Regions from separate parts of the Homo sapiens genome. Here regions 1 and 3 are each linked to region 2. The links are chromatin loops, found by intact Hi-C in ENCODE. Cell type or tissue: CD14-positive monocyte. All regions are shown on one strand. Links, peaks and the distances in the headings refer to the core of each region. The heading gives the core; the rest is flanking DNA.

The links. Hi-C counts contacts between places; a loop is a spot of excess contacts. Peaks named below come from ENCODE experiments on the same cell type or tissue, not always from the same donor. Only the 100,000 strongest peaks of a DNase experiment are listed, where the experiment ranks them.
Region 1: it touches region 2 in a loop (2.9-fold over the local background); 21 of 110 quality-filtered maps call a loop at or near these places.
Region 3: it touches region 2 in a loop (4-fold over the local background); 2 of 110 quality-filtered maps call a loop at or near these places.

What each region holds. Positions count from the first base shown.
Region 1 is chr6:41,303,384-41,310,199 of GRCh38, forward strand. It overlaps the pseudogene RPL32P15. Among named protein-coding and RNA genes, the nearest start is that of TREM1, 20 kb to the left of the region's middle. RefSeq lists enhancers at 1,502-2,059, 2,527-3,726. In CD14-positive monocyte, for the core only: CTCF peaks have their summits at 3,120 (motif pointing right) and 3,332; a DNase peak (open chromatin) is centred at 3,058.
Region 2 is chr6:41,179,196-41,186,011 of GRCh38, forward strand. It overlaps LOC107986595 (a long non-coding RNA gene), which reads right to left. Exons shown (of 3, transcript XR_001744118.2): 1 at 6,782-6,816; 2 at 3,916-3,968; 3 at 1,289-1,492. Among named protein-coding and RNA genes, the nearest start is that of TREML2, 19 kb to the right of the region's middle. In CD14-positive monocyte, for the core only: a CTCF peak has its summit at 3,114 (motif pointing left); DNase peaks (open chromatin) are centred at 3,076 and 3,696; H3K4me3 peaks cover 671 bases; H3K27ac peaks cover 3,281 bases.
Region 3 is chr6:41,283,465-41,290,280 of GRCh38, forward strand. It overlaps TREM1 (triggering receptor expressed on myeloid cells 1), which reads right to left and starts at 3,218. Exons shown (of 4, transcript NM_018643.5): 1 at 3,143-3,218. The coding sequence starts at 3,191. RefSeq lists a silencer at 5,203-5,292. In CD14-positive monocyte, for the core only: no CTCF peak of the experiment used is centred there; DNase peaks (open chromatin) are centred at 3,297, 3,697, 4,777, 5,187 and 1 weaker place; H3K4me3 peaks cover 3,131 bases; H3K27ac peaks cover 5,000 bases.

The sequences.
Region 1 (6,816 bases), core at 554-5,553, 120 kb after region 2:
TCACTTAGTGTAGAGATTGACAACATGCACTGGCATTAATATAAAAATATAAATCAATGGAATAGAATTTATGGTCTAGAAATAAACCTATACATTTATGGTCAACTAATTTTTGATAGGGGTAACAAGTTAATTCAATGGGGAAAGGATAGTCTTTCAACAGTTGGTTTAGGACAACTACATGTGAACATGCAAAAGAGTAAACTTAGACACCTACTTCACAACATATATAAAATTAACTCAAAGTAGATCAAAGATCTAAATGTAAAAGCTAAAACTATAAAACTCTAGGACAAAAAATACAGGAGTAAATCTTTGTAACCTTGCATTAAGCAACAGTTTCTTAGATATGACACCTAAAGCAACCAAAGAAAGAAAAAGATAAATTGGACTTAATCAAAATTAAAAACTTTTGTGCTGCAAAATTTTACCATCATGAGAGTAAAAGGACAACGCAGAGAATAAAAGAAAATATTTATAAGTCGTATATCTGATAAAGGTCTGGTATCCAAAATATGAAAAAACTCTAACAAACCAACAATAAAAAGACAAATAACCTCATTTGAAAATGGGTTTCCCAAAGAAGTATACAAGTGACCAATAACCATCGTTCTTGAGTCATTCCTATTCAATGAATGTTTAAGGTAAATGTTTAATAACCAGCTCTTTAAAAGATTTCCTGATTTGTAGTGACTGCCAATTTCTGTGGTGTAAATACTCTCACATGGTTGATTTCAAGCTAGCAACATGGCATCACTGGATGTGGAGTTGGAAAGAGAGGCTTGCAAACAATTTTTGTGAGCCAGTGCAAGCTGGCTCCAGCACTTCACTTCTTATAATAATTTTAAATTTCATTTTGGTTATATAAACTCTTCCTGATGCCCATGTTTGTTGATTTTTAATTCAGGAGCATTCATGCTCTATTAGCTAACTAATCTTACTTGTTTTTTGTGACTAGTCCTTACTTCATAGTAGCATTTTGCCACTGAAAGATAGTGAAGTTGGCTCTGCAAGTCCAGATTATGAACTGAGTGGGGAAGAGTGAGCAGTGTACTTTGTAAGCCTTTCATGTCACTTCAGGTCTTTCATGTCACTTCAGGTCCACCTGAAGTGATGACTTAATGCATGTTAATAAGCAGGAATCGCCACTGAACAAACTCATTTTGCATTCACTATTCACAGCAATAGAAATTCTCGTAATGTAAGTGGAATATAACATAAATTTATAAGTGGACTTTCAAAATTGTTGGTTATTAACTTTGACACAACTGCAAATTGGTATTCAAGTTAATGGCAAAGACCAAACCAAACAAAACAAAAAATAGCATATACAATCTTCAAGTGCACTTTCAGTTGTATCCAATTCAACTTTAACTTTACTCTGTCATTTTCTATTGTATCTTGATATGAAAGCATATTAGTTAGATTTCTCCCTTTCATGAGCTTTTTTCTTGCTTGTCAAAAGCATTTTAAAAAATTTTCAAACAGTATATCATATATTACCTTGCCATCCTATATTTTGATTATACTTCTGTTGAAAATATGGTAACTTTAGGGCTGTTCACAAATCTTCAGCCACTTCTCATTCCTGCCCATTTCTTTGCACTGCCTTGCACCCTTTGCAGGTAGGTATGGCCTTGGGATTTGCTTTGGCCAGTGAATTCTGAGCAGAAATACATATCGCTTAGTGCGAGGCTTTAAGAAACATCACAGAATGCCCTGTGTTTCCTTTCTCTCTATGGTGGTTTTCGAAGTTTCTATCAGTGGGATCCCAAAGTGTCTTTGATGCGCAGAGCTTTAGTGGCCCATTTGCATCAGAATTGAGGTATAAGTGAGAAGTAAATTTTCGTTGGCCTAGCCATTGAGATAGGGTGAAGAGTGAGGGGGAAGGTTATTCTTGCAGCACAATCTAGCCCCGTCTAACAAGTACAATAATTAAATCTTGTTCAAATGTTTGATAAGATAATGCCCACAATAGATTTGTTTCATAGGTATGAATAAATTCATAGGTATGAAACTCACAGGAATGATATGAGAACTATGCATATTCTTTTTCATTCTTAGCCCAAATATCTTGGCATTTATTTTACATTGTATTTATCCAGAGTATTCTCCCTGTTAGTATTACCTAACAACATACCAGTAAACTGAAAAAAAAAAATTCTGTTCTAGCCTCAGGGAGAGATTAGGGAGGGTACCTAATAACTTTAGAGAGAATTCCATGTGATAAATGAAAGGGAGAGTATAGACAAGATTACAGCCAGTATAGCTGGGATTACAGCCATGTACCACCACGCCCAGCTAATTTTTGTATTTTTAGTAGAGACGGGGTTTCGCCATGTTGGCCAGGATGTTCTCCAACTCCTGACCTCATGTGATCCGCCCACCTCGGCCTCCCAAAGTGCTGATTACAGGCCTGAGCCACCACACCCAGCCAACAAGACCCAATTATACAGACATCAGCTACTTACACAATAATCAGTTCAATCATGGTACTTTTAAATTATGAAAGAATTCTATCATAAACCCTTAGCCATTTAAGTTTTGTAGGGGGAAAATGCCATTCATTCAACAGTAAGTGCACTATTACAAAAAAAAAAAAAAAAGAAAGCAAAGTTGCTTTTTTTTTTCGAGACAGAGTCTCACTCCGTCACCCAGGCTGGAGTGAGGTGGCAAGGTCTCGGCTCGCTGCAACCTCCGCCTTTTTGGCTCAAGCGATTCTCGTGCCTCAGCCTCCTGTGAGTAGCTGGGATTACAGGCGCTCCCCACCACACCCGGCTAATTTTTTGTGTGTTTTTAGTAGAGACGGGGTTTCACCACGTTGGCCAGGCTGGTCTTGAACTCCTGACCTCAAGCATTCCGCCCACCTCGGCATTCCAAAGTGCTGGGATTACAGGTGTGAGTCACCACGCCCGGCCTACACAAGGTTACTTTTTAAAGACAAAGGTAAACAAAAAATTAGTTTTAAAATTTCCAAAGTCAGATTTTTTTTTTTTTTTTTTTTTGTCCTAAAACAAAACCAACCAGCAAAACGCTCAGGTCGCAACCGTTTATAAATCCAAAGTCACCACCAGAGGGAGCAACTCACCTGGTTTATCTCTGATTTCGCTCCTGTAATTTCCTAAGGCCTGATTACCTGGGAGGAGATCTGCGGGGACAGTAGTTTTTAGACACCTTATGCTCAGATCTCAATATTCAAAAATTTTATCCTTGGAATACCTTCCACACTAAAATAATTTGTGCCTAAAATAATTTCCTTTTTTTCTTTCTTAAATAGCAGCTGGAGTTTGCAAAGAGCTCTTCCCACAGAAACCCAAGGTTGCCTTCCTGCCTACCCGAATCTTGGTGGACATACAGGGTTTATGATCTAGGGAAGCCCCAAGGATGTGAGATTCCTCTGTAAATGGGTCATAGGACTTGTTCTGATTCCGTTAGAATTAGCAGGCTGGTATAACAGAAAACTGCAGTAAAAGTGGTTTAAGCAAAAGAGTAGTTTGTTACCTCTCACTTAAAAGTTCAGTGATAGGCTCCTCAGGGCTGGCATTGAAGCATCAGGGACTTTGGCTCCTTCTGTCTGTCCCACCGTCTCAGTTCATGACTTCCAAAATGACTGCTGGAGCTCCAGTCATCACATTTGCTTTCCAGCAGCAAGAAAGTTTTCTCCTCACCACATCCTTAGCTTCAATGGGTCTTCACCTCCTCTCTGGGGGTGACAGGGCTTGTTATCCCTACCTTAGTGGTTTGATGCTTTTGTTTAATAGAGGATAAGAGTCTATTTTTCCACTCTCTTTCTCCATGTTTTCACCACTGAGGGACCATCTCTCATTGCTCAATCCACCTTCAGTCTTTCTCATAAGCACCTGGTGGAGGTCCCCGGGAAAGAGATTAAAAGTGACTGTGATCATTCCTTTTGTGTCCTGGGATCCCAGAAGTACTATACGGTCATGCTGGCCTGCACCTGACCTTTAACAATTTGTTAAAGTCTTAGCTGAATTGTTCTTGACACTTGTTTGGTATTCCATAGCTCTTCCTCCTTTCTGTGAGACAGGTGAGCTGGTGCTCATATCCCAACTCTCTTTGGAGTGGCCTTGGATTCTAGATGATTTGGGTGCCTTGCAACTGCAGCTCTCTAATAGGGTCAGGAAAAGTTATGGCTTTGCAGTTTACCTGGCTTTGTCTTCTTGTGCGAATGGGAGCTGCACTCATTTGAGCTTCCTACATCTGGTACATAAACTGAACTTCAGAGGCCGTATGTGATGATGTAGTGGCTGAGAATTTTCCGGAGGTTTGAAAAGTCATTAAACCACAAATACAGATCATCATAAACCAAGCAATATAAGCAAAAAACAAAAATCCTCATCGTGGCATATTGTAGAGAAATTGTAGAATACAAAGCAAAGAGGAAGCAGCCAATCATTTATGAAGAAATTTAAATAGCAGACTTGTCAACTGAAACAACACAAGCCAGAAGGTGGTGAAATCATATCACCAAAATGCTTAGGAAAAATCACTGTTAAACTAAAATTGTGTACCTGACAAAACTCTGAATAGTGAGAGTTGTATTAGGGTTAGGTTCATCTATAAAGAACAGAAAAACTCCAAATAACAGGGCTTAAAACTGCTTCAAGTAAAAATCCAGAGGTGTGTTGTCTAAGAACGAATGGGGTCCATGCTCCATGAAGTTCTCAGGGCCTCAGGTTTCCTCCAGCTCAAGATGTGGTTCTTTTTTTTTTTTTTTCCAGCTTTTCCAGTTTTATTTAAACACAAAACATGAACTGTGTACTCATTGTCTTCGCTGCACAGCTTGGCATTGGGGTTGGTGACTCTGATGGCCAGCTGAGCAGCTCTTTCCACAATGGCTTTGTGGTCCTTGGAGGAAACATTGTGAGCGATCTCAGCACAGTAAGATTTGCTGCGCATCAGCAGTACTTCCAGCTCCTTGACGTTGTGGACCAGGAAATTCCAGAAGCCACTTGGCAGCATGTGCTTTGTTTTTTTGTTGCCCCATAACCAACGTTGGGCATCAAGATCTGGCCCTTGAACCTTCTACGAACCCTGTTGTCAGTACCTCCGGGTTTCCGCCAGTTAGGCTTAATTTGACGTATGGGTCAGACTGGTGCCATATGAACTTCTTGGTTCGCTTTTTGATGATCTTGGGCTTCACAAGGGGCCTGAGGGCAGCCGTGATGCCGAGGAAGAGATGGCTGCCACCTCCATAGGCAGCACCGAGGAAGAGAGAGGGGCAAGATGTGGTTCTTCTACCACCAAGGCAATGTTCACAATTTAAATACGTCTTTTCTTTTAGGAAAAACAGTGGTCCTAGAAGATGAAAGTAATTTTTTTCTGGTAAAATAAAAATTTGGCCTATGTCAGCAATGTGACATGTTTCATGAAATGCTATTCATCTGAAGAATCCACGTGTCTGGAAGCCATGCCTCAAGTCTAGAATGACCAAGGCTTAAATTTACATCCAGTGGTGGTGGGAGTGGGACCAGGGCCTCTTCTCTCTTTTTCCTTTAGACTGTAGGACATCTGAAAGAATATCAAAGCAGTTGTCTACTAGTCTTCCCAGGCTTGGAGACACTGCTTCAGTCACCATCAGTTACTTCTATCATTCCAAAGTGTGCACTAAGAATTCCCCTCTATATGCTCCTAATTGTTTTGCTCCATATTTCACAGCTGCCCAAGCAAGTCATGCTCAGAGACCATTTGATTTCAGGAGCTTCTACTGCTCCCGGGACTGAGGACTGACTGCCCAGGGCTTTCCAGAGCCCCCACCACCAAGTCCATTCTGAGTTAAGGGTTAGGAATACTCTGAGCCATTGTTGTGATTGGTCTTCTCAGAGAGATCTCTGGACTGTCACCAGGCACCCTGAGGACACAGGAGAGAGTGACCAGAGTATTGATCACTGGTCATAGGAAGACGGATTTCCTCTTATTGTCCTTGTTCATGGACCCCTGGGCTGAAAGAAAGGAACAGAGACAGAGCAGGAAAGAGGAAGATCAGGAAGCAGGAACAGAGTCAGAGGAAAATTGCAGGCTTGATGGGAAGGGGCAGGCTTGGGGGGCTCTAGAGTTATTGATTTTTCAGCTTGATCAACTTTTACTTGTTAGGATGGAGTGACAATTTTCAAGCTCCTTACTTGCCAGACTGGGAGCTGGAAATCCTATTGTTTTTTACATGCATTTAACTTTAATCAAGTTACCATAACACCTCACTGACTCCAAAATAAGTTTCTATCTCAGCATGGCATTCTTTCTCCACGGACTGACCCACCCACCACTCAACCTTATCACTTCTTATGCTTTTCTAAGAAAATAGCATGGGACCTACAAAAGAGTAAAAAACTGTCAAGATTTTGAAGAATGCTCTATCCATTCCAGCCTTGCAGCCTCAAACATGCAAAAGTCAGCCACACGTGTTTGTTCTGTTGTGTGATTTAACCCTACATGTAGAAATGGAAATGGAAGAGAATATGACATGAGAAAACCAAAGGACATAGCAGTATTATATGTTCCTAAATGAAGCTGAGTTTATGTGTGTGTGTGCAGGAATGTGCCTTCACGTATAGCTCACAGGTATGCATGTGCATTTGTGTACCTATGTGTGTGCGTGTATGTGGGTTAGCATGCATGTGTATATGTGAGTGTGTCTGAGTATTCTTACCCCCAATGCTCCAAACATAACATTGATTAAAGTCCACAGTGAGTGAGCTGAGTTTGTGGGGTCCTCTGTAAAACAGAAGGAAAAATCCATTTTCAACGAGAGAGGGATGTTTGTGAGCTCCCCAAGAACACGCTGGTGGTCCTAGGGCA
Region 2 (6,816 bases), core at 916-5,915:
TGGCTATTTGTTTTGATTGTTTGTTGCTGGATAATGAGTTATCTCAAAATAGTAGTTTGAAACAACCACCCAAAGATCAAATATGCAGGTTGATGAATAAAATTTTTGCATACTGTGTCATATGCATCAAGAGCATAGGGAGATGAAGTGAAGGGAGGGCCCACTGTGTGGCCTGAAGAACGACCCGCAGGGAGAAGGCTGCTTACACACTCAGACATGCACAGTGGGCCTGAAGCCTCCTGGGACTCCAGAGATCAAGGGCCAGCTCTCCCTCTCCAATCTGTCCTGGTCCTCCTCACATACCCCTCCTGTGGGGCCTGAGGTTGCCATGGATGCCCCGGTACTGAGATAAGGAAAAGGTGTACATTCCCGAGGTCATAGCTTTGGAAAGGTGCCTTCAGGCCTTTGGTGGTAGCAGGGGTAGCCCTTTCCCTGGGGCAGGGTGGGGAGGAGGAACCCACATCCTCCTGTCTGGGGCCGCTGGTTAATTAGGAATCTTGCCCCTTGAACTCCCCAGCTGAGTCAGCTGCACCCCTGCTCTCCCCTCTTGCCTCCTGGAGGCTTGTGTCAGGAAAGGTCATGCTTCCCCCATCCTCTCCATCCTCCTCTGGCACCTTCAGCATTCCTCTAGCTGTAGCCGTGACTGCTTTATATCGTCATTGTTTTTCCATGCATCTCCCCAAACACAAACACACACACACACACACACACACACACACACACACACACACACACACACAATCTTTAAGGGAACAGGGACCCAGAAGCATAGTGGTTAAAACTTCGGAGTCTAGAATTCATCATTTACTAGCTGTGTGAATTCAGGAAATTACTTAACCTCTCTATGCCACAATATCTAAATATGTAAAATACCTTACAGGGATGTTCGAGCCATTAATCCATGAAAAGGAATCTGGCACATAATAAGCACTCCATAAATGTCGGCTTGCTAGAATTAATCTCTGTATCCTCAACCCTGAGCACAGTACCTGACAGTCAGTAGCCACCCCTAAATGCTTGTGTAATTTATACAGATCAGTCAAAACTGTTAGAGTTGGCCGGGGTGGTGGCTCACCCCTGTAATCCCAGCACTTTGAGAGGCTGAGGCGGGAGGATCACATGAAGCCAGGAGTTCGAGACCAGCCTGGCCAAAATGGTGAAACCCCATCTCTACTAAAAATACAAAAATTAGCCAGGATTGGCACGCACTTGTAGTACCAGCTACTCAGGAGGCTGAGGCAGGAGAATGGCTTGAACCTGGGAGGCGGAGGTTACAGGGAGCCAAGATCATGCCACTGCACTCCAGCCTGGGTGACAGAATGACTCTGTTTCAAAAAATAAGAAGTAACGTTGGAGCTCTAGGTCTAGGTAAATCCCCCGGGTTTTGACAGTTCATGAGGGTGGCTCCTGGTGCTGCAGCCAGACCAATGCAAACAGGAAATCCAAGTCAGGGATCATTTGTTGGAGATGGGCTCTCCCAGTGGTATGTAGTCTAAAATATACAACAAACACGGAGGCACTGTCAAGAGCCTATAACTGTGAAGGACCAGAGGTCAAATGAGGCCACAGTTCAACACCAGTGACCTTCTCAAAACAGGGCTAGCTCAGGTGGAAAAGCATGGTGCAGCAATTGCCTAGCCTTCAGCAGTCAGATCCAGCTTGCAGGAGGAGACTAAGCCAGGCAGGGCAGGATTAGAAACTCAGGAGCCAGGGTGACACCCAGAACACCCCATTCCCTCCTTGTTCCCCATCTCCCTTAGCCTGAGTGTCTGGCCCTACAGGTTTGTGTCCCCATGGAGCCAAAGGCTGAGGACAGAACCACATCCTTGACACTGGGACCCTAGAAGGTGGATGATGGCAGCACAGATGTCACAGTCATAAGTAATAGGAGCTTACCTACCTTTCTCCCAGAGGAAGACCTCATCCTCACAACCTGGCCCTCCAGGCCTCAAACCTCCCACCCTTCTTCTCTCCATCCTCCTCTCTTTCTGGCCATGATGTAGCCTGACTTCAGTCTCGTCCTGTGGACAAGGCTGATGTCTCACTCTGACTGAGGACAAGCCAAGTCCTATTTAACAAAAGCTTTCACAAGCCAGCTGCCTAAGGAGGAGTTGGTGAGCTTCCTGCCCTTTGACAGATGGAGGCAGAGACTTCATGACTCCTTACTGAAGTTTGTAGAGAGGGTTTTGGCGTCCCACTGGAAGCTAGAATCAGGGACCTTTAAGGTCACCATTGGGAATCTGCAACTCCAAGCAATCTTCCCCATGATGTAGCAGGATACCACTTCTGGTCACTTGGCCTGAAGTTCCCAGAGTTCAAAGTCACTTCTTGGGGACACACAATAAAAGAGGGACCCCTGTCTCCAGAAGGGCCCTTTGGAAAATATGTGGGCCAAGCAGGAGGCAGCCCCCAGCCCACTCTGTTTGACTGAGATGCAGCTAGCAGACTGGATAATGATTCTGTGCAAGGCAGAGGTGCCCAAATCAGTTCTGATGGAGCTGTGTGGATGGCCATAGGGAAGGAAGGTCCTCACCACACCCTGCCTGGCAAAGACAGGGCGAGAGCTAGGGCCAGGGAGACTCCTGAGCAGTAGGCACTACCCACATCCTGGCATTCCTTCTGGCAGGGTCATAAGAATCTCATGAGTGGGAGGGGATTTTCAATCAGGAGGACAGGGAAGAGAAGAGGGATCTGGCTTGGGGGTTAGGGGGAGGGCAGAACTCCTCAGCCTGGCTTAGAGGCCCTGAGAGGACAGTTAAGGGAGGGGTCTCTCAAGGACATAGGCACCAATAAAATGCATGCACAATCTGTCAGGATTTCATAGCCCTTTGTCAGAAAGGAAGTGATGGCCACAGAGGGAGGCGAGAATTGGGTTACTCAAAGGCACTGGGTCCCCAGACCCTATCTACCTGGACTCTGTCCTAGCAGATCCTGGGGAACAGGGGTGCAAGTGTCCAGAAATCTCCTCCATGATCTTATCACAGCCCTCAGACTCAAACCTTCTGCCCTCTAGTTGATAAGTACTTGACTTTTCTTTGCTCCTCCTTCCTCATATCCCTTTAAGGAGGAGGTGACCCCTGCTGGTTGGTAGCTGTCTTTGCCACATGGAGGGCATTCATCACTGGTAAAGCAGCTCTATATCAATGTGAGTACTTGATAAGTGCTCACTGTCCAGTAAATTCTGCCTTCAGTTCCCAGGCCAGTAGCACCAGATCACCTCAGAGCTTGTTAAAAATGCATCATCAGGCTCCATGCCAGATGTGTTAAGGCAAAGTGTCTTAGGTGAGGCCCAGGAAACTGTTTTAACAAGCTCTTCAAGTGGTTTTATGCACACTCAAGTTTGAGTAGCACCGAGCTAAAAGAGCACTTGGTAGGGATGTTATTTGTAGAGTTGATTCCAATGTTACACAGAGGGTTGATCAAGATGACTTTAGATCATTTGAATTCTGCAGTTCTGTGATTCCAAGAGTCTCAGATCTTTAGACAAGACAGACTTACCCAAGGGAAACTGCCTAGTCTCTCGCACCTGCTAGGAGAGCATCCTAGGGGAGCCATGTTGTCTGCCATGTGACACCCTTCCCCACAGCTGACTGGACAAATGGTAGCCAATCCACAAGCTGGTTCATGACCTATGAGACATGAAAAGCTGCCTTCCACAGGGGTGAAGGGCAAAGCTGGGTTAGCCAACTTCTCTTTTTCTCTAGGAGATTTGAATTGGGAAACAGAGAGAAAGGAAACACGTAGCTAAGCCATGCATGAGGCAGCAGGGGAATGAGTAGTCACCAGTGCGAGGCAAGATTTAGAGTAAATAGGAACTAAGAGTAAGTATAAACCAGGAAATTAAAAAAGACAAGAATAAAGTTGCACAGGAAAGCTGTGGTACTGCTGTCCTAGGGAAGGGTCATTCTTACTCACAGTGGTCTTCTCCTTTTGGACGTCATCATAAACATGGTAAGATTCACCCTCACCTGCAAAGAAGACAGTCAAGGTTAAGCAAGGAATCTCTCCCAACCCAACTCCCATGGAAACATGAGGGAGATATTGGGGTCCTGGCTGGGCAGAAGGGACACTGATGGGAAAGAGGCCAGGGCTGGATCAGTGGCCACATTCTGCCTGGGGAGGTCCCCAGTGCCCAGCAAGAGTGGTGTCCAGGTATACGAAGGAGCAAAACAAACTGGCTGTCTATGATTAATGTGCATAAAATCCGTAAAGTTAATTATCAATTCCAGGTTGCTGAAAATTCCAAATTTAAAATTAGACCTAAGTATAATCTATTTGCTGATGAATTTATATGTAGTACTGTCTTTCCAATTTTTTGAACCAGGAGCTCCAGTGTGATTCACAATTTATCTACCACTTACACAAACACACTCATACACTCTCACACCCAGACACATATTCACACACACTCCTAAAATAAAAGTTTAACAAAAAAAGGGTAAAGCATTATGACATTATGCTCTTCTATTATGTTTTTATAAAAATCCTGTTGTGACCTATTAAATTGATTTTACACTGATTAAAAATAGGTATATAAAATTTTACAACCCACTGCTTTCTTTGGATTTTCATAGCTTGAATAATTAAAACCAATGAAGTCCAATATACCTCTGGCCCACTCCCACGTTTCAGTCTTTTTGTCAACAGAAACATCTTCAGTATAGGGCTATTGAGCACACAGTACCTATGTGTCAAACCAACCAACCAACATAAAACAGCAAGAAAGGAGGTAACATTCATTAAAGGGGACTAATCTGATAAATCTTAGACAAGATGCTACAGATTTCATATGTGATTAATGCTAAAAACTTAAAACTTTGAAGATTAAAAAGTCCTGGAAGTGCTTTTAGGAAGACGACATTTTTAAATGATAAAAACAATTAAAAAACAATACCATGAACCAGGAACATCTTTACATAGATTTGTTTTAAAAGTCTTAACCTAAAAGTTGGCAAAAAATACATGATCCAAAATGGATACTAGCACACCTAGTTGTAGACAAATTGGCACTGAGTTGAATTGGCTTTGGGTGAGCTGACCTGGAGCCTTAGAAGATGATGAGTCCACCGCCCTCAGGGCTGCCCAGGCTGTTGCTCTGGCAGAAGGAAGGGAAGCCATTTGGGGCTCCCAGGGGATCTTGGCCACTTTACTTCTCAGGCCTCAGTTTCCTAGTTGGTAAAATGAGCATAAGAATCCTTGTCCTCGATGAGTTCATGTCCTTGTAGGGACATGGATGAAGCTGGAAACCATCATTCTGAGCAAACTATCACAAGGACAGAAAACCAAATACCGCATGTTCTCACTTATAGGTGGGAATTGAACAATGAGAACACTTGGACACAGGGTGGGGAACATCACACACGGGGGCCTGCCGTGGGGTAGGGAGAAGGGGGAGGGATAGCATTAGGACATATACCTAATGTAAATGACGAGTTAATGGGTGCAGCACAGCAACATGGCACATGTATACATATGTAACAAACCTGCACGTTGTGCACATGTGTCCTAGAACTTAAAGTACAATAATAAAAAATAAAAAAAATAAAAAAACAATCCTTGTCCTCACGGCTCTCAGGCTGCCCTAGAAATCGCTAAGCACTTGGCTGTCTGCTCAGAGCCAGTGACCAGGACTCACTTTCCTAGCTCTTCCTCGGGCTTTCTGGAGGTACCGGTTGATGAGGAGGGCAAGCAGCAGCAGCAGCAGCACAACGGTCACTGCCACACCCAGGATGATGGACTTGACTGGGGGGCTTTGGAATAAGGACCCGCCTGATGAGGAAAGTCAGAGCCCAGACCAACCTCCTGCCCTGAAATTCATCCCTCCTGCCATGCCTGTTGTCACCACAGGCCCTCCCCAGCTTCTAGCCTGTCCTCTGAGGTCTCCTTCGGCTCAGCTGACCAGTAGGCAGCCATGTGATCAGGGGCTCTTCCCCACAAACCATGTTGTCTAGGGTAAGCCATTCCACCTCAGGGTCGGTTTCTTTCTGTGCAAAACTGCTATCTCAAGTCCTTGCTCTTTCCCTTTTGCAATTGTTATCCCTTGGCTTTCTATCTGGGCCCCTATTGCAGGGTCTCCACCCAGCTCTCCTGGCACCCTTTGCTTCACATTTCTGTCTCAGGTCCTTAAGCTCAACCCTTCTCTAGGAAATGCAGTGAGCTCTCAGAGTATACTGATGTCATTGACAAATAGCTCTCCCAGATAAAAAATACATTTTAATAGGTCCCATTTTAAGTCAAAGGAAGAACACAGAGGTAGACTGTTTTATACCATAGCAGGCTTTTAGGGAAGGTGTCTGGGTTGTCAGATGTCAAAGGGGGAGGACAAGCAGTTCAGGAACATCTCTCAGCTCAGGTGATCAGCACCCCTTGGTTTCTGGTTTAATCTCTTGATGCAAGAAAGTATGGTTTGCAAGAGCCCAGCATTCATCATCTGGAGTGATGGTGGATGGAGAGAAGGGAGGGGAGGACAGAGGCAGGAAGACACTGTCAGTGCCCGTGGCTGGGGCCTGGAAACCATCAGGCAGAGGTAGAAAACAAAGCAGGCCACAGGTTGTGGTAACTACACAGTGTGCCCTTTCCCTAGACCCACAGTACTCTGGAATAGCTCTCCTGCTCACGGACAAGGGCTGGAAGGAGGACAGAGGTGAAAGAAACAGCCCTGGTCATGTGCTATGAATTGAACTGGGCCCTTCAAGTCCGTATTTTCCTTGAATCTTCACAACAACCCTGTAAGAAAAAGGTTCCTGTCCCCCTCCCTTGGCCCTGCTCCCCTTCCCCTCACCTGAGGCCAGGAGCACCAGCAGAACTCTCAACAGC
Region 3 (6,816 bases), core at 1,012-6,011, 100 kb after region 2:
TTTGGGAGGATGAGGAGGTCAGATCACCTGAGGTCGGGAGTTCGAGACCAGCCTGGCCAACATGGTGAAACCTTGCCTCTACTAAAAATACAAAAAAATTAGCCAGGCATGGTGGTGCACACCTGTAGTCCCAGATACATGGGAGGCTGAGGTGGGAGAATCACTTGAACCCGGGAGGTGGAGGTTACAGTGAGCCAAGATCACAACACTGCACTCCAGCCTGGGCCACAGGGCAAGACTCTGTTAAAAAAAAAAACACACACACACACACACACATACACAAAGTACCCCATCTCCCTGCCAGGCTGATTGGTTTAGGAAGGAGCACATGGCTGAGCTGGACCAATCAGAGTCCTCCCTGAGACTGCTGTAGCCATTAATGGAAATGCTTCTTGCTGGGATTCACAGGTCAATGAGATGTGAAACTTTATTATGTGAAACTTTCTACCACGTAGGAATAGGCTGCCCGAGAATGGCTAAACAGGCAGAAAGTGAGTGGGAGGAAGGAAGAGGGGGATAGTGGAGGGGAGAGAAAGAAAGAGAGAAAAAAACCCACGTTATCTGAGTCATGGACTCAGCTGTGCTCCAAAGGAGCACCCCTTGTACTTCCCAGTTACCTGAGCCAAGAAATGCCCCCTCCTATTTTTGATGTCACGGAGTCACAGCAGTGGTTCTCCACTGGGGAGCAATTTTTGCTCCCCGCCACAACTCTCCCTGAAACACTGGACAATATCTAGACATTTTTGGTTGTTATAACCAGGGAGAGGGGTGGATGCTACTAACATCTAATGGATACCAGGCTAAGCAATCTACAGTGCACAGGACAGCCCCCACAACAAAGAATCATCCCACCCCAAATGTCAATAGTGCCATGTTTGAGAACCCCTGGGTTACAGTGACAATAGTTTCCATCACATTCTTGGAGTCCGAACTGGGTTAACCATCTAGAATTGGGGATGCTCATCTGGCCTTGTCCAAGGGAGCCTTGCTGATGGGAGGCCAAGCAGAGCGGAAGTGAGAAGACCAAGGTCCGTGTTTTCAGCTGGACACACAGGGCTCTCTAAGTTTGCTGAGAGACTGTAGCTTACCCACTCAGGCCTGGGGTACCTTCCCCCATGGAGCACCAAATAACAGGCTAGACAGTGCTGCTGGGTCTACTGTGTGGGTCACGGTAACACTAGTACTGCTGTTATTAATACCACACACTTAGGTCCTTGCAGGCCTGGTGAAAAATGACAAGTGCTTACCCTTTCATGGAGCCCCCTGGCATGCCCACCCCAGGATAGGCCAACAGATCTGCCTGACCTTAGGAAGACTCAACTCAGGGACTCACAAGGAGTTTAAAGGTGAAATCAGTCTTGAAAGCCAGTTCTTCTGGGAGCAGACTCCAGTTTCTAGGGAAACCTCGGAAACAGACCTCTTGGGCAACTCCCACACACTCCAGTCAGGAATGTGCCTCCAAGAGACTGTTGACCAGAGGCTGAGTGTTGTCTGAAACCAAGCCTGGTTCCCTCATTTGTTCACTCACTCATCAGACTGGCTGGGAGACTTCTCTATCATAGGCACTGTGCTGGGCTCTTTGGAAGACACACAGACTCCATCCTCAAGTTGCCACCACTGAAGCCCTAACCTCTGAAGTTAATGTTACAGATAAATCTCTTTTATTTGCCAGCTCCCCAGGGAAGGTGGGAGTTACAGGTGACTGAGTTTGCAAACTTGCCTGTCTCTCACAGAAGGAAGGAGACAATAAGAAATGAAGGCTGCTGAGCTGTCTGTGCACAATTGCAAGAAGGGAATTCCTTTGAATATGTTAATTAAAAGGGTAGCAAATACTACCTATTAAGTATTATGTGCTAAGGGTTTTTAAAGACTATCTTATTTAATCTTTATAAAGTAAAAAGTTGACACCATTATTCTCCCCATTTTATAGATAAGGAAACTGAGGCACAGACAGATTAAGTGATTTGCCCAAAGTCTCACCATAGTTAAGTACTAGAGCCAGGATTCAAACCCAAGGACTCTGGTTCCACCTAAAGCACTGAGCTACATGGTCCAACACAGTCTGATAGGGATTAGAGAAGTCCTGGCCCAAGTGTGAATAAGTATCCAGTTGCAAGGAGCATTGAGGTTAACCCCTAACCTATCCCCACAGGGCACAATGAAATATATACCACTGGTTTTCTCTCACACAGGTACATAACCTTCAGCCCTCTGCCATCTCCCAGTTCTCCTTCAGAAAAACATGAATCAAACACAAGGAAATGCACTTGTCCATGAGGAGCTAACTCCCTTCTGCCCATCTAGATTATCACCCCAGCTCCAAGAAGACCCAGAGCAATGTCTGAGCACAGGCTCTTCAAGGCAGTTGTCCATGACTTTGCTCAAAGTAGAGAGCCCAGGAGGATACCTCTCCCTGATTTTTCATGCCTTCCCAAGGCAAGCCTCGCTTTTAACTCATATTGACACTTTCCTCCTGTTATTCATAAGGATTAGGAGGAGGAGTGAATAAAGCCCGCATGCTTCTGGTTTGGGTGCAGATGTGAGCTGTGCGGATCGTAAGAGGAGACACAAGAAAGAGCTGGGGCATGCGCCGGCTCTGCTGAGCCTCAGCAACTGTGCCCTCCAACCCCAGCGTGCCATGGAGAGCTGGGATGATCACCTCCACCAAAATGAGCACCAGCCTCTTCTGGTCACGTCTGTGTCCTCAGCAGTAGTATATTTGCTGTCCCATAGTAGACCCCTGGGAAATATTTGTTAAATCAATTCTGTCTTTTGGGTTTAACAGATTGTCAACATCAAACACATCATGATGGAATATAAGAAAAAAATTTCAACATCAAATAAACTTATTGTAGATCATGCCATGATGAGATCTACTCTATCATTATTCCCATACTAGGCTTTGCATGTCTCTAACAACATCGACATGCACAGACATCTTTTTTCCCTGACTCTCTCCTTCTTTTACTTTTGTGTGCAGACACTGCATGTTCTCCCAATTCTGGGTAGAGCAGCACGGTCTGCCATAACTACTGGTTGGCTCTATCTTGGATGGCCCTGTGCTCTGAAGCTTCAACAGAAAAGGGCTCCCCGAGATCCTGGACCAAACGCCTCCCCTGCTCAGTCCTCTTCCTTGTCTTACCTGAGACAAAGAGCATCCACAGCAGCCCCCAGAGCCTGGTCTTCCTCATCCTTCCTGTGCACCAGCTCCAACTGCTGCTGAGGGCTCCCGGGACAGCTACAAGGCACCACAATGACCTAGAGGCTTCGGAAAGTTGCACAACAGGATATGAGGCCATTCCTGGGAGTCACTGAGTTTGGGTTCTGTTTCATCACCAGTTGCTCTGACTCCTGACATCAACACAATAATACAGAGACCAAGACTCACTTCTCAGTTAAGTTTCTTTGAACTCCAGTTTTCCTTTCTGTGGTAATAATGACAATTACCTTTCAACCTTACAAAATCTAAGGGAGAATGATACTTGAATGTAAATCAAAGTAAGGCATTCATATTAGGAAGGGGAACAGAGGGCCCTTTGCTCTCCAGAGGCCCCCTCTCCATTCACATCCAGTTTAGTGTAGTGAAGAGAGTCAGGCCCACATAGGGAGAGGCTGCGACAATCGTATCTCATCTTCAGGGTTTTTGTGAGAACATGTTGCTTCATCCTGCCCTGCTCAGCCCCGTGGGTTCTCTTGGCTTCTGGTGACCTGGGGTGCACCTCCTCTTCATCACCAGGAGGGCCACACCCTGCATTTGTCCTTCAGCATTGCCACAGACATGGCCTGGGAGCTCACGGGGGTGTAGGGACCCCAGAAACAATTTGAGAGGACACTGCCACCACCCAACAAGAACAGACTTAGATTTAAAAAGGAAACTTGGTTCAAGACGCTGAAGCAAGAAGAAAAAATCCAGCAGGTTTTGTACTAGAAGCAAGAAAAGACAGATTTGACAGTGTGAAAATCAAATCAATAATGGAGAGGATTCACTTCAGAAATATTCCCAAATGTGAAATGAATAAAGACATTTAGAAGAGCTCAGAAATTTAAGGGAGGACAAATCACAGAATTCCAATCTACAAATCAGAGATGTCCTTAAAGCATAAAATGGAATGGTGGATCACAAGCAAGATTAAAAATTTTATCTTAAAAAATATGCTTTCCAGGTCTGAGAAGAAATCTAAAATTGGAGGTTGAGAGTTCAACATGGGCAAGGAAAAAATTCACAAAGTGAGACCTAGAATAGGAAGTTTCCAGGTGAAAATTTTTAAATTTAAATAAAAAGATTCCTACTGCTAAATAAACAAAAAAATAACTTGGTTTCTTCAAAGGAATTGAAATAATCAGGACTCAGATTTCTTCTCTGAGTAACAAATACCATGAGAGAGTGGGATGAGGTATAAAGAACATTATGACCCTAATATTTTACACCCAAATTGATTGCTACTCAAGTATAGGAACAGCTAAAAGGTACTATCATGTCTGTAAATTAAAACAAACAACAACCAAAAAAATTTTCAAGGCTAACTTTAATTTTTTTTATTAAAGCTGTTCAATGCAGCAATTTATAAAATATAGAAAATAATACATAAACTTAAATCATGTTATTACACTTTATAGAGATCATTTGTAGTGGAGATTTTACTATGTTTATTTTTTGTTCTACAAATAATGTCGGAAAACAGGCTTCAAACATGCTTGAACTGAAATCTGCTGGCCCCTCCTTTTGCTGTACTCAAGCAGTCCCTAAAGAGGAAAAATAGACAGAAAGCTCTTGACATTTTCTGACTCAGAGAGGAGCCTACGTGACTTCTGTGGCGATGAGTCAAATTAATAAAGTTTATTTCAGTGAATAAATCCCCTCCTTACAACAAAATTAATATTCCACACTTAAATAATAGCTATTTCACATACTTTCTACATTTTTGTGTCTTCATATACTTTGTGTGGAGGATTAAGCTCCTGGAAGATTAAGAGGGAGCTTTGAACTAAACAGTCCAAGAAGAATTTTTAATTAGACTTGAATATCACTGGAGGCTGATTGCTCCTTCACATTTTCCTAACTACGGACAGCACCTGCATTTAAATTAGAATGAAGTAGAATGAGGTCTTTCTCCACTTGTCTGATCTATTTGTGTACTTGAGGTCAACAGTGCAAATAGTCACGTGTCACTTAATGACAGATACATTCTGAGAAATGTGTTGCTAGGTGATTTTGTGTTGCAGGAACATCATGGAGTGCACTTACACGAACTTAACATGGCACAGCCTACTGTACACCTAGGCTGTATGGTATAGCCTATTAATATTAGGAAGGGGAACAGAGGGCCCTTTGCTCTCCGGAGGCCCCCTCTCCATTCACATCCAGTTTAGACAAATACCTTTCAACCTCACAAAATCTAAGGGAGAATGATACTTGAACATAAATCAAAGTAAAGCATATTCCTAGGCTGCAAGCCTGCACAGTATGTTACAGTCCTCAATACTGTAGGCATTTGTAACACAATAGTAAGTATTTGTGTATCTAAACATAGAAGAGGCATAGTAACAATACGGTATTATGACATTATAATCTTATGGGACCTCCACCATATATGCAGTCTGTCATGGACCAAAACTTCCTTGTGCAGCACATGGCAGCATTCTCTAATCCTTACCACTTTATTTTTCTGAGGAGTTTAATGACCCGATCAGTAACTTCTTCAGGCTGAATAGGCAGGACGATATTCCTGCCTAACTATTAGGGTCTCTTTAAATTCTCAAGCTACTGCTCCCAACAAGATATTATTTCTTAAGGCTTCTCATAGAAGAGCACTGTCATTTGTGACCTATGGTTCCTGTTAATTTTACTAAGGCTGGGTCACATGTCCCATTTCCATGCTTGCTCATAGGGTGGCCTCTAGCACTAGGAAGATTTAGTCTTTGGGTACCATGAACCTTTCCATATTTGCCAAACTTCATCTTCAGAGCTATTATGAAATCAATACAGTTTCAACATTGATACAATTAATGAAATAATACCAATATTATTCTGTTTTGTTTTGTCTTCAATAAGTCACTGCCCCAAGTCAGTAGGTCTCGATCTTCACTATGGGGTAAATTAGCAGTTTCTTCCTTAATAAAGATTGGTTAATCTAACCTAGCTAGAATATATGTGTAACATTTTTTAACAATGAGATTGCATATAAAATATCTTCTTTTCTGGCTCAGAGGAGGGGCCCACATGGAACTGGAACACAGATCTCTGAGGATAGTGTGACCCTGGTGCTGATATCTCTGAGGAGGCCCAATGAGACTACTTCTGAGAGTGGGGAAAACTGCAAACTGGAACCAGTCACTGTTGCCCGTGAAAAGCATCACTGAGGCTACTCACAATGAAAGAGAATGAAATAGGAATCAGTGAGCATGTCCTGTCTTCCTCCTCCAGCCTCCCAATCTCCCTCTAATGCCCCTATCGAGAGTCCAGCAGGGAACCAGCCAGCAAAGACAAAGCGAGTTTCAGAATCTCCACTCAAACCAAGGTAAAGAAGTGTTAATCAGAGAGACGATGACTGAATAACCAGCTCACTCACACAGTCAAACAAGAGCACTCCACGTGTCTGAGGCCTCACCTAGCAGTAAAGCAGACAAGTTGAATAGTTAAGAATCACAGTGGCATTTTATGAAGAACTTTCTTAGCATAGCTAGGGGGCATGGCTAATTTCACATGTCCCCAGGCCTTATCTAGAATCAATGCTCCAAAATAAATTGAACAACTTTTAAAAGTCAAAGAAGCAGTTTATGACCTTAAAGCATTTAGGAAACTTAATATCTGACCTG